Regions from separate parts of the Homo sapiens genome. Here region 1 is linked to region 2. A link is a loop called in an ENCODE intact Hi-C map of the cell type or tissue named here. Cell type or tissue: heart right ventricle. All regions are shown on one strand. Each heading gives the region's core, and the rest is flanking DNA. Links, peaks and the distances in the headings are about the cores only. Region 1 overlaps TMEM245 (transmembrane protein 245). Region 2 overlaps CTNNAL1 (catenin alpha like 1).

Region 1 (5,388 bases), core at 337-5,336, 92 kb after region 2:
ACTTAGTGTCTTCTGCAACCTTTATCACAGCATTGGTACTCAAATACCTTTATCCTGACAAGTCTGGATGAAGCTACTTATCAAATACAGAGACAGGACAGTTCAATGTATAAATACAGCTTATGATTATTCTGCTTTAACTCACCGCTGAGGCTGAGCAGGCCATGGGGTCTGGTTTGGCGTGGGAACTGAATTCGTGGGACTCACTAGCATGGCACTATAGATATTGGAAGCAACCACAAGTATGCAGAGAAGAATAGGACCGATGATTGCTCCTTCCAGGCCTAGGTAGTATGCTCCACCGGCCACTGCCAAGCCTGTCAGGTAAGGATGGCCACCTCTGGAATAAAGAGCACGACCTTTAACACACAAAAACTGGAAAAAATCTGAAATACATTTCTAATACAATGTGCATTCTTTAATACACTATGCTTTTTAGCATATTATCAGCTTTCTTTAGATCACCTCGATGCATACAACTGAACACTGACTGCAATAATATTGAGATGCAACAATATTGAGATGCAACAATTGTTTTTCCTATGGATGACATCTGCCTCTTTTTATAGCTCCAGGAATGAAAGAATAAAGCCAGCAATGTTAACAGATATTTTATACCCATTACAGGTGCCTGCCTATGATGGGTTAATGTTGGCTTGGGACTGGTTAGGAGTCACCTGTTAAGTTAACCTCCATCAAGGATAATTAAGTGAGCACAATTTAGCATGTAATTCAGTTAATTATGCTTTTATATGACGACAGCAACAATGAGAGCATCCCTGTTACTCATAGGTCAGACTTTTGGCAACCTCCTAAAATATAGTTTTTAACATAGGTGATGATAAAAGGCCTCCTGAGGAAAATATCTGTCACAAAGCCCAAGATTTCTATTTCACAGGAGAATCACAAATGCCCTCCAGCTTATTACAGTATCACTTATGTAAGCGGAATGAAATAAAACAGAACACAGTAGCATAGCACATTGATAATGACAAGAAAGGACCACTGACATCAGAAGGACTGGGAAATAAGTCACATTCTGTTTGTTTCTAGTTTTAAACATAGATGAGAAGAACAATTCAGTGAGGGGCAAATAACTAAATATCCTGGAAGGATGTTCTATATTACAGCTAAATCAAAGTAAGACTTGTGGAGAACCAGTCTTCAGGAAACCAATAAATTATATTCATAATGTGTTTGTCTTTCTCATTCCAAAAAAATGATTTAGGGCAGTATTCCATGTTTGCTAAGTAAACTTCTTCCCTAAACAACACATTCAAGGAAAACTATCAAAAATGCTTAAAGCTTTTTATTCCGCTCCATCACCCAGGCTGGAATGCAGTGCCGCAATCACAGCTTACTGCAGTCTTGACCTCCCAGACTCAAGTGATCTTCCTACCTCAGCCTCCTGAGTAGCTGGGACTACAGGCATGTGCCACCACACCAAACTAATCTTTATATTTTTGTGGAGAACGGGTTTCACCATGTTTCCCCGGCTGGTCTTGAGCTCCTGGGCTCAAGTGATCCACCCACCTCGGCCTCTCAAAGTGGTAGGATTACAGGCTTGAGCCACTATGCTCAGCCTTAAAGCTTTTTTTAAAAAAAATAAAAACGTGTGGGAGTTTATGAATAAAAGCTTAACCTATTAAAAAATAAAACAATTTATGCCAAACCTTTCATTTCCCAATAACAACGTTTAAAGACAGTATTTTAGGCCGGGCATCGTGGCTCATGCCTGTAATCCCAGCAGTTTGGGAGGCCAAGGCAGGCGGATCACTTGAGGTCAGGAGTTCAAGATCAGCCTGATCAACATGGTGAAATCCCATCTCTAGTAAAAATACAAAAATTAGCCGGGTGTGGTGGTGCACGCCTGTAATCCCAGCTACTCAGGAGGCTGAGGCAGGAGAATGGCTTGAACCTGGGAGGCGAAGGTTGCAGTGAGGCGAGATTGCACCACTGCACTCCAGCCTGGGTGATAGAGGGAGACTCTGTCTCAAAAAAAAAAAAAAAAAAAAAAAAAGACAGTGTTTCTTTAATTCCAGCTGTAAACCTTAATATAAAATTTACAGCAAAGTTTAAAGAAATAAAAGCACTTAAGTATTAATCATACTTATTCCTGCTCAAATGTCAACTGTGACACACTAGTTAACCACACTATGATGTTCAGCTTTTTAATTTTCTCTCTCAAGTTTTAATGTGACTGAGAACTGGCTTGATATACTTAATGCAATTTCTAAAAGAGATGTCAAAACCTATAAAAACAGACATTTATTTATTGTATTATATGGCTAAAGTGTTGATTCTGACTTAGATTTAACCTGTATTTATCATAGAACCATTCCAATTATATCTTTAGAGAGCTCTGCTTGCCAGAAATTAACTTGCTGAGATTTGGTTTCACATGGATATCCTCAGACATACAATCTAACAACATTTTCTCCAAAACCAAAGAAGAGATAAAAATAATCATTAACTGTTCACTGTACTTAAAATATTTGATGTACATCTGGTCATAATTCTTTTCTAGGTTAAATGTCACTAAATCAAGAGAAAATTATTCACAATTTGGTTTTAACCCAGGACATCATATATATTATAAATATTACATATGTAATAAGAAAATATTGGCTGGGCATGGTGGTTCATTCCCGTAATCCTAGTGCCTTGGGAAGTTCAAGGCAGGAGGACTGCTTGAGCCTAGGAGTTCAAGGTTCAAGGCTGCCATGAGCCATGACTGCACCCTGCACTCTAGCAGTCTGAGTGAAAGAGATATTGTCTCAAAAAAAAAAAAAAAAAAAAGTTGCTCTGGAACTCTGGGGCAACAACAACCAAAAAAAAAAAAAAAAACCCCAAAATATCATGCCTTGTAAACAATACTATTTTCAATGAAAATTTCATTTGTGGGAACACAAAAGGCTATTTCACTGAAAATTCCTACTACCAGTTCTTTTGTATACCCCCAGGAGAAAAAAATCCTCCTTTAAAAAAAAAAAAACGGAAATGCCTGGATGATTCACTAATAAGAAATTCTGTGGCTTACTTACCCTGATATGTCAGAGTAGATTGCAGTATCTACAAAGTATGTTGGCAAGAGATGAAAAATCAACAGTAAAATGGCCTTGCATCCTAACCCTTGTGTCAGCCACAGGTCAAGAACTGCAGGTACTGCTGCCCAGTATGTCCCCAGGAATGGCACTGCTCCAAGGATTGCTGCTAATGCTGAAAAAAGAGTAAAAGAAAAACAACTTAACATCATCAGCAAAACACTAACAAAGCAAAAGAATCTAAGCAGTAGCTCCTCCTCAACAACTTCCAACAAAACAAGTTAAATACTCACAAACTCAAATATTAGGGAAATGATATGCCCTATCTAACTGAATTTTCTAGCTAAGTAAAGGCTCAATATCTTAAAATGTGATACTAAAAATCTTTCTAAGTGTGTGTCTTATTTATGGATCTCTTCTTAAGCAATAAAATTCAAGGGTTCTGTAGTTGCTACTATCAATCAATAGTTAATATACGGTCCTATAAATACACCTACAGAACATGTGTCAAAACTTGTACTGAGTCCAAAGCCCAATCAGAAATTAGTTTCTAAACCTCAGCATAATAAAAATAAACAGAAAAAATCCTGAGTTGAAGGACCCTGCTTCAAGGTCATTCCCTTCCAGAGCAGTATGTTCAAGCACTCTTCCTCCATCTGGCTTCTCTCCAAGTTAAGAGTAAAGCAAATGTAGTTTCTAGTTCTGGTCCTACCAGAAGCCAGGTACATGACCTTGGAAAACTGGTCTCTCATCTATATGACAAGTCTACCATCCCGCCTCACAGGGTGCTTGCAGGTCAGAGGGTAGGTTTGTGGACATCACAGTAGAGAAGAACGTGAATGAACTTGACAATGTAGAAGGAAGCACAGACAAATAGGGAAAGGGGGGGATGTGGTAGAGGCAAATGTGGAAGGCAGAGATATTTAGGAAAACAAGCAGCCATAGAAATAAAGGAAGGAAAAGTAGAAGAAGCACCACAACAGATCTTAAGAGGTATGGAGGCAGCTTATGTGCCCTCAGAAGCATTCATCTTGCCCTGGGATGTAATCCCTCATGGACAAAGCTATTTTGACAACAAGTTGCTCCCTGCCAATCAGTTCAATTCAAACGTTACTGAGAGCCAATTATGTCCTAGGTGTTATGCTAAGTGCTAGAACATTCATTCATTGAACAAACATGTAGGGCAACTGATACGGGTTTGGATCTGTGTCCCCACCAAAATCCCATGTCAAATTGTAATCCCCAATGTTGGAGGTAAAACCTGGTGAGAGGTGACTGGATCATGGCGGGTGGATTTCACCCCTAGGTGCTGTTCTCATGATAGTGAATGAATGAGTTATCGTGAGATCTGGTTGTTTAAAACTGTGGTAGCACCTCTCCCCTCTCTTCCTCCTGCTCCAGCCATGTAAGACATGCCTGCTTCCCCCTTACTTTCCACCACTATTATAAGTTTCCTGAGGCCTCCCCCAAAGCAGGAGCCACTATGCTTCTTGTACAGCCTGCAGAACCGTGAGCCAATTAAACCTCTTCTTTATAAATTACCTAATCTCAGGTATTTCTTTATAGCAGTGAGAGAACAGACTAATACAGCAATTTTTTCTATGTGCTGGGTATGGTTCCAGCTGCTGGGGATACAGCAATAAACAAACACATTACAAATCATATTTCTGTTCCTAATGTGGACTAGATTCGATCTCAAGCCAAAAAATTTAGTTTTTTAAACTTGAGGAAGTAGACATTTCCTAGATGTATGTAAAATGGCTTAACTTTCCTTAAATAGCGAATAGTGGAAGGTACAATATGGTTGTTACCTGATGGTATGAAGACAATATTGATGCCAAACATAGTATGAGTCAGCCAGGTATACAATCCATAGAAGCCAGCCATTTTGAGGGAAGCATCAAACACCCCTCTGGAATGCCCAAAGATAAAAAGAAAGAGTAAATAAACAGTGTCATATCGTGATTCAGAAAAATCACGTGACCACTTGATTCCAAATCATGTAATAGCTTCAGTTTTTCTGCTGGCCTGAGAATGCTATTTTCATTTTATTTCAAAGAAACATAAACACCTTACTTTAAATACATTTACTAAGTTATTCTTTATGTAATATGAAATATGTTTTATTTGGAAATATGTTTACTATTCCTTAAATTTCTGATGAAAAAATAACTGAAACACCTTAAAATACCCTATTCTCTGAAATAATTCATCAACTTTTCACTCTGAAGCAGATATTTCACCACCAAAACAAATGGAAAGAAAATTAAGCGTGAATAACATGTTTCCAAGAATACAGTTTAAACTCTAAGAAACCCAGGCTGTGGCCAGTCCTCCCCTTTTG
Region 2 (5,388 bases), core at 112-5,111:
TGACCCCACCCACAAAAACAAGAAAAGCTTTAAACTCCTAAATTAAAAAGACTAAAGAAAGATGTTTTTTGTTTTGTTTTATAGTGAACATTTCAAATGTGTGATATTCAGAATTTAAATAGATTCTTGGCTTCCTTATTCTGTCTTTGTCTTCCATTCCATCAATCAATACTGAGAAAGTTCAAAATATCTTTTAAGTCTATAAGATAGGCTTAGAATCCCAGCTAATATTCAGGGCAGACTGGCCAGCTATGCTAGAACTAGAACCAAAAACCCATCTCATACTCTCCAGGAGTTGTTCCAGGATTCTGTGGAGTTCCATTACCTTACTTTTGGGAGTAGGTGAGGGACATACACAGCACAGCAGACCCACCCTTGCTGTACAAAATGCTTATTAGGGAACAAACTTGCTGCTGGCATGGACAATCTGGGACAGGGTCATCAAGGGGATTTTTGTCACACTTGGTAAACAGAGGGATTGAAGAGTCCACAGGTTTAAGGAAAACCCTGCATTCACCCAGACTACTGTATGTTTGCTGCTGACATTAGTGATCTAGATGATAAAGAAAACAGTTAAGGTAAAATATGCCAAAGCTAAGCACATATTCAAAATAGCTTCTTGTGGATTAAATTGTCCTTGAGACAGTTGGGATATTTGGTTTGACTTTTAAAGAACATTAGTGCAATGTTCTATTTTAAAAATCACACTACAATTAGAATCTAGCAATTACCAAGACATTTATTAGTTGTCAAAAAGCTTTACAATCAGTTTCATGATCAGAAAATAGAGCAAAATTTCAATATTGTTTTCTTTATAAAATTGATGAATTTCTGAAAAGATAAAGGATCATTTGATTTTTAAAAATGTCAGCTTCATCACATGATGTTCCAGAGATCTGACCCCAAAAGCTTCTCAAGTTTTACTATCCATAGTGTCCTTATTTGTAACTGAGACCCATCCGTTATTTTCCATCTGAAGCTGGAAAGAGTTAAGACAATTAGTATCTGGTTTCACTCTGAAAAAAAAATTACAAAATTAAGTAGTAACTATTTTCTTTTAAACCATTTTTTAAAGTATGAGTCTAAAATAGAAAAACTACCTCACCTTCTTCAGCAGTTTATAACAAAGTGAAAGAAGTTGGACTAAGAGAGCCATCATGGATCTTGTCTTCGTAATACACTTGTCAACCTACAATGACAAAAAGCATGCAAATGATATTCTAAAAGTAGTACTTAAAAGACCTTACCATTTATTTAGTTTTAACATGATAAAATTTCTCCATATGGAAATCTAAGGGATCTTGAAAGAGATATGGATTTAGGCACATGAGCTGACTCAAAGCCCCAGGACACAGGTGCAGGGGTAGCTGCCTAGATTTCATGTCTATCTCATGGAACCCCAGCAGAAAGAGTGGGTGGAAAATTAATCATTCTACTGCAGGCTGTTTAGGGGCTTCTCAAAACACTCCAAATAGTGGAATTAAATCCCATCCTTTGCAATTCCTTGCACTCTATTTTGTGGGCACAAACCCATATTCTCTCAGACAAATTATGGGAGACCAGACTCGGAGGCACCTGTGTCCTAGTTGCAGAGGTAATGACTTCAGAATTGAAGGGCAGCTGTTCAGTGCTATGGAATTAATGATGTCCAAAAAACTACTTTATTTGGTGAATCTGCTACTCTCTGGGGTCAGTTATGAGAGTAGATAATAAATGATTCTTGTAGACAAGGCATGAAAAAAGGAAATAAATTGCCCTTCTGTGGGTACTAACAGTTTATTTGAAGAAAAAGGGGCTTTAACCAGATAAAGATAGATGTGTGAAAGTTTTTCATATGTCTCTTTTACCTTTAGAAATACTTTATTCTGCAAAGAAGTCTTAGTTACTGTCTGGAGCTGGTGGCATAGAGGAATTAGCTTGTTTATTTCCAGGAGAAGCATAAGCTTGTCATCGTCTTTCAGCTGAAATGTAATTTAACAAGTTATAACAGCCCGCAACAAAACTCCATCTTTAATACCTTAAACACATTTATACATTGATATTATACCCCCAAAGTAGGTTATACATAATACCACCACCAGCTCCAGGTAGGTAGACATGTGTTACCTGTTTTGAAAAAGCTTGAACACTGGAAGTAAGCTTTAAACCCTCTGCAGCAAAAACCTGGTAGAAAGAGAAAACACCACTATTTTAGACTGATGTCTATGGATAGTTGGTAAGAAATATACTTACTAATAATTTTTACGTAGAATTTTAAAAATAAAGCCTAGATATAAAAAGTCTGTCAGGAACTCCTAAACTTTTTCCAGTACCAGGAATGCACAAGGGTTTAACTGTTTTCAGAAGGAGTTTCCACAGACCAGATGCAGAATCCATCCCTGGAGAGGCTTCTCTACACCAGACCTCCAATTATTCTGGAGGGTCACACAGACCTGTGATATTCAGCCACACAAATTATGTCTAGATTACGCAAGGGACCTAGAGCTCATCTCAAATATGCTCAATTATAAAAGGATGATGAATTTTCAAGCATGAGGTCAAAAGGGTTAGGACCTTCCCAATTCCATCTAGGCAAGACAAAATTTGTCACCCATACATATTCCATAACCAGACATTTGAGAGAACCAATCCAGGTGGTTGGTTTTTGTTGCCACTTTTTTTCAGATTAATTTTCACTATTCACCATGTACCATGAATTCTATAATTTAATGAGATGAACAGGATGATGGAGAAGTAGAGTGAAAAAGAAGGTTGTACAGGTAAGACAGAAGTATTTAGCATATTATGTTAAAATGGTTTGCAGACTATTTTAGAGTGAGATGCCAGGGGAGTAAAGGGAGGAAGGCTTAGTTTTAGGTGGCGTCAGTAATAATGGAGAGAACAGGGAAAATCTGAGAGTGGTTTGTGAATGAAAATAATAGGTCTTCATAATAAATTAAAGAATACTAAGAAGGAGGAGGCAATAATTCCAGGGTTAATTTTTACCCTCTATTCAAAAGGCTTAACACCTTGCTATCACTGGATAAAATGATCTCAAGGTCAAATCGTACTTTGCAACCTTCCCTTTAAAAGGGAAACCAGTAAGCTTTACATCTAGACTCCAACCAAATGAAATGATTCACTTCCCCAAGTGTTCCTTATCACTTCATGTTACCACTTTCTATTCTGCAAATTTTCTCTTTCCTTCTAGCCTGCAAACCCCTTGGGGACAAAATCCATGTCTGTCTCATACAGTATGATGGTTTTAAAACTACCTGAAAGCTGGTAACTCCCAGGTCTCTCTCTCCACTCCTGAACTATCCTGACATCAGTCTTGTACAGTCATCCCTCAGTATCCATGGGAGATTGGTTCCCAGACCTCCCCAAGGATACCAAAATCTGTAGATGCTTAAGTCCCTTAAATAAAACAGTGTAGTATTTGCATATAACCTACACACATCATCCCATAAACTTTAAATCATCTCATCTCTAAATTATAATATCTAAGTTAATGTAAATGCTAAGTAAATCGCAGTTATACTGTATTGTTTTCCCTCCCTTGGAACTCTAACCTTTTAAAATGTATTTTGTTTTTTTTTACTGTTGTTATATTTTATTGGTTTTCTTCCTTTTTTTTTTTTTTTTGAGACAGGGTCTCACTCTGTTGTCCAGAGTGAAGTGAAGTGGTGTGATCACAGCTCACTACAGCCTTGACCTCCCAGGCTCAAGCGATCCTCCTGCCTCAGCTGCCTGAGTAGCTAGGATTACAGGTGTGTGCCACCATGCCCCGCTAGTTTTTTTTTTTTTTGTTTTGTTTTTTTGTAGAGACAAGGTCTCACTATGTTGCCCCAGCTGGTCTCAAACTCCTGGACTCAAGTGATCCTCCCAGCTTGGTCTCCCAAAGTGCTAGGGTTACAGGAGTGAGCCATTGTGCCCAGACTGTTTTTACTGTTTTGAATATTTTCAATCCATAGTTGGTTGAATCTGCAGATGCAAAACCTGCAGATAGGGAGGGCCAAGTGTATATCCTATCTGACCTTTGTACTTAACATGTGCAAAACAAAATGCTCGATTTCCACCCTCTAAATCTAGTGTTCTCCCTCAGTGTTCCCTGTCTCAGAAAATGGCACTACCACTCACTCTGTTGGCCAAGCCAAAAACCTTACTTAAAACATAATAGGATCAGCTGGGCATAGTGGCTCAGGCCTGTAATCCCAGCACTTTGGGAGGCTGAGGCGGGCGAATCACAAGGTCAAGAGATCGAGACCATCCTGGCCAACATGGTGAAACCCTGTCTCTACTAAAAATACAAAAATTAGCTGGGCGTGGTAGCGCACACCTGTAGTCCCAGCTACTCGGGAGGCTGAGGCAGAAGAATCACTTGAACCCGGGAGGCGGAGGCTGTAGTGAGCCGAGATCGTGCCACTGCACTCCAGCCTGACAACAGAGCGAGACTAAGTCTCAAAAAAAAAAAAAAAAAAGTCCTTCCCATGGCCTACAGAGACATCATATTTTACCCCTTTCCTTCTGGCTCACTTCACTCCCATCAATAATTGCCTCCTTACTCTTCTGATACACCCAGCCCTACCCCTGCACCTCGGGGCTTTGCACTTGTTTTGGCTATCTAAAATCCTCTACCCACATTTATCCATCCAACTCTCACTTCATTACTGTCTCTATTCAAACACTGGCTCCTTAGAGAGGTCTTTTCTGACCACCCCTCTATCACCTCTGTATTCTAGTCGTACGTGATTTTATCTCCAAGTACTTACATATGTGCACTGAATGCTTAAATTCTTATTGTCTATATTCTGCCATTAGAACATAAGCTCTATGGGGGCAGGAGCTTTGCTTTGTTCACTTTTCTCCACAGAGCTCTGTTCTCCCAGATCTGACATATAGCACAAGTTCAATAAATATTTGTTGAATGAAGTATGCAATTTTATGTTCATCACAGTTTGGAGACAATTCATTGAACATTGATTTAATGACTAAGCTCACATAGGAAGAAGGTAAGTAGTGGATCTTTTGTAGTAAAACACCCCTACAGGGCGGTATGACAGAATGGACTTGGGCCAAACTGAAAAAAAAAATAAATTCAGAATTTCAACTATCTTAAGGGAAATAGCTCATTTATAGTCTGCTTTACAGAAAAATCCAGAAGACACATTTTCTATAATACTTCTGATTATGTTGACAATCATCCTCTTAAGCTGAAATCCCTTTCCCACAGAATGCCAAATAAAACTATATGAGTGATAAAGTGATAGAAATTTCTTTCTTTTTTTTTTTTTTTTGAGATGGAGTCTTGCTCTGTCACCCAGACTGGAGTGCAGTGGCGTGATCTCAGCTCACTGCAAGCTCCGCCTCCCGGGTTCACGCCACTCTCCTGCCTCAGCCTCCCAAGTA

What was found. A loop is a pair of places that touch in the nucleus more often than their neighbours do. Peaks named below come from ENCODE experiments on the same cell type or tissue, not always from the same donor. Only the 100,000 strongest peaks of a DNase experiment are listed, where the experiment ranks them.
Region 1: a loop joins it to region 2, with 2.3 times the contacts of the local background. A loop is called at or near these places in 7 of 110 quality-filtered maps.

What each region holds. Positions count from the first base shown.
Region 1 is chr9:109,033,162-109,038,549 of GRCh38, forward strand. TMEM245 (transmembrane protein 245) reads right to left here. Exons shown (of 18, transcript NM_032012.4): 15 at 4,856-4,956; 16 at 3,045-3,219; 17 at 146-340. Among named protein-coding and RNA genes, the nearest start is that of MIR32, 10 kb to the right of the region's middle. RefSeq lists an enhancer at 2,637-3,836. In heart right ventricle, for the core only: no CTCF peak of the experiment used is centred there; a DNase peak (open chromatin) is centred at 3,181; H3K27ac peaks cover 2,583 bases.
Region 2 is chr9:108,941,856-108,947,243 of GRCh38, forward strand. CTNNAL1 (catenin alpha like 1) reads right to left here. Exons shown (of 19, transcript NM_003798.4): 16 at 2,107-2,163; 17 at 1,848-1,961; 18 at 1,106-1,189; 19 at 722-979. The coding sequence ends at 914. It also overlaps a transcript of ABITRAM not described here. Among named protein-coding and RNA genes, the nearest start is that of ABITRAM, 10 kb to the left of the region's middle. In heart right ventricle, for the core only: no CTCF peak of the experiment used is centred there; no DNase peak of the experiment used is centred there.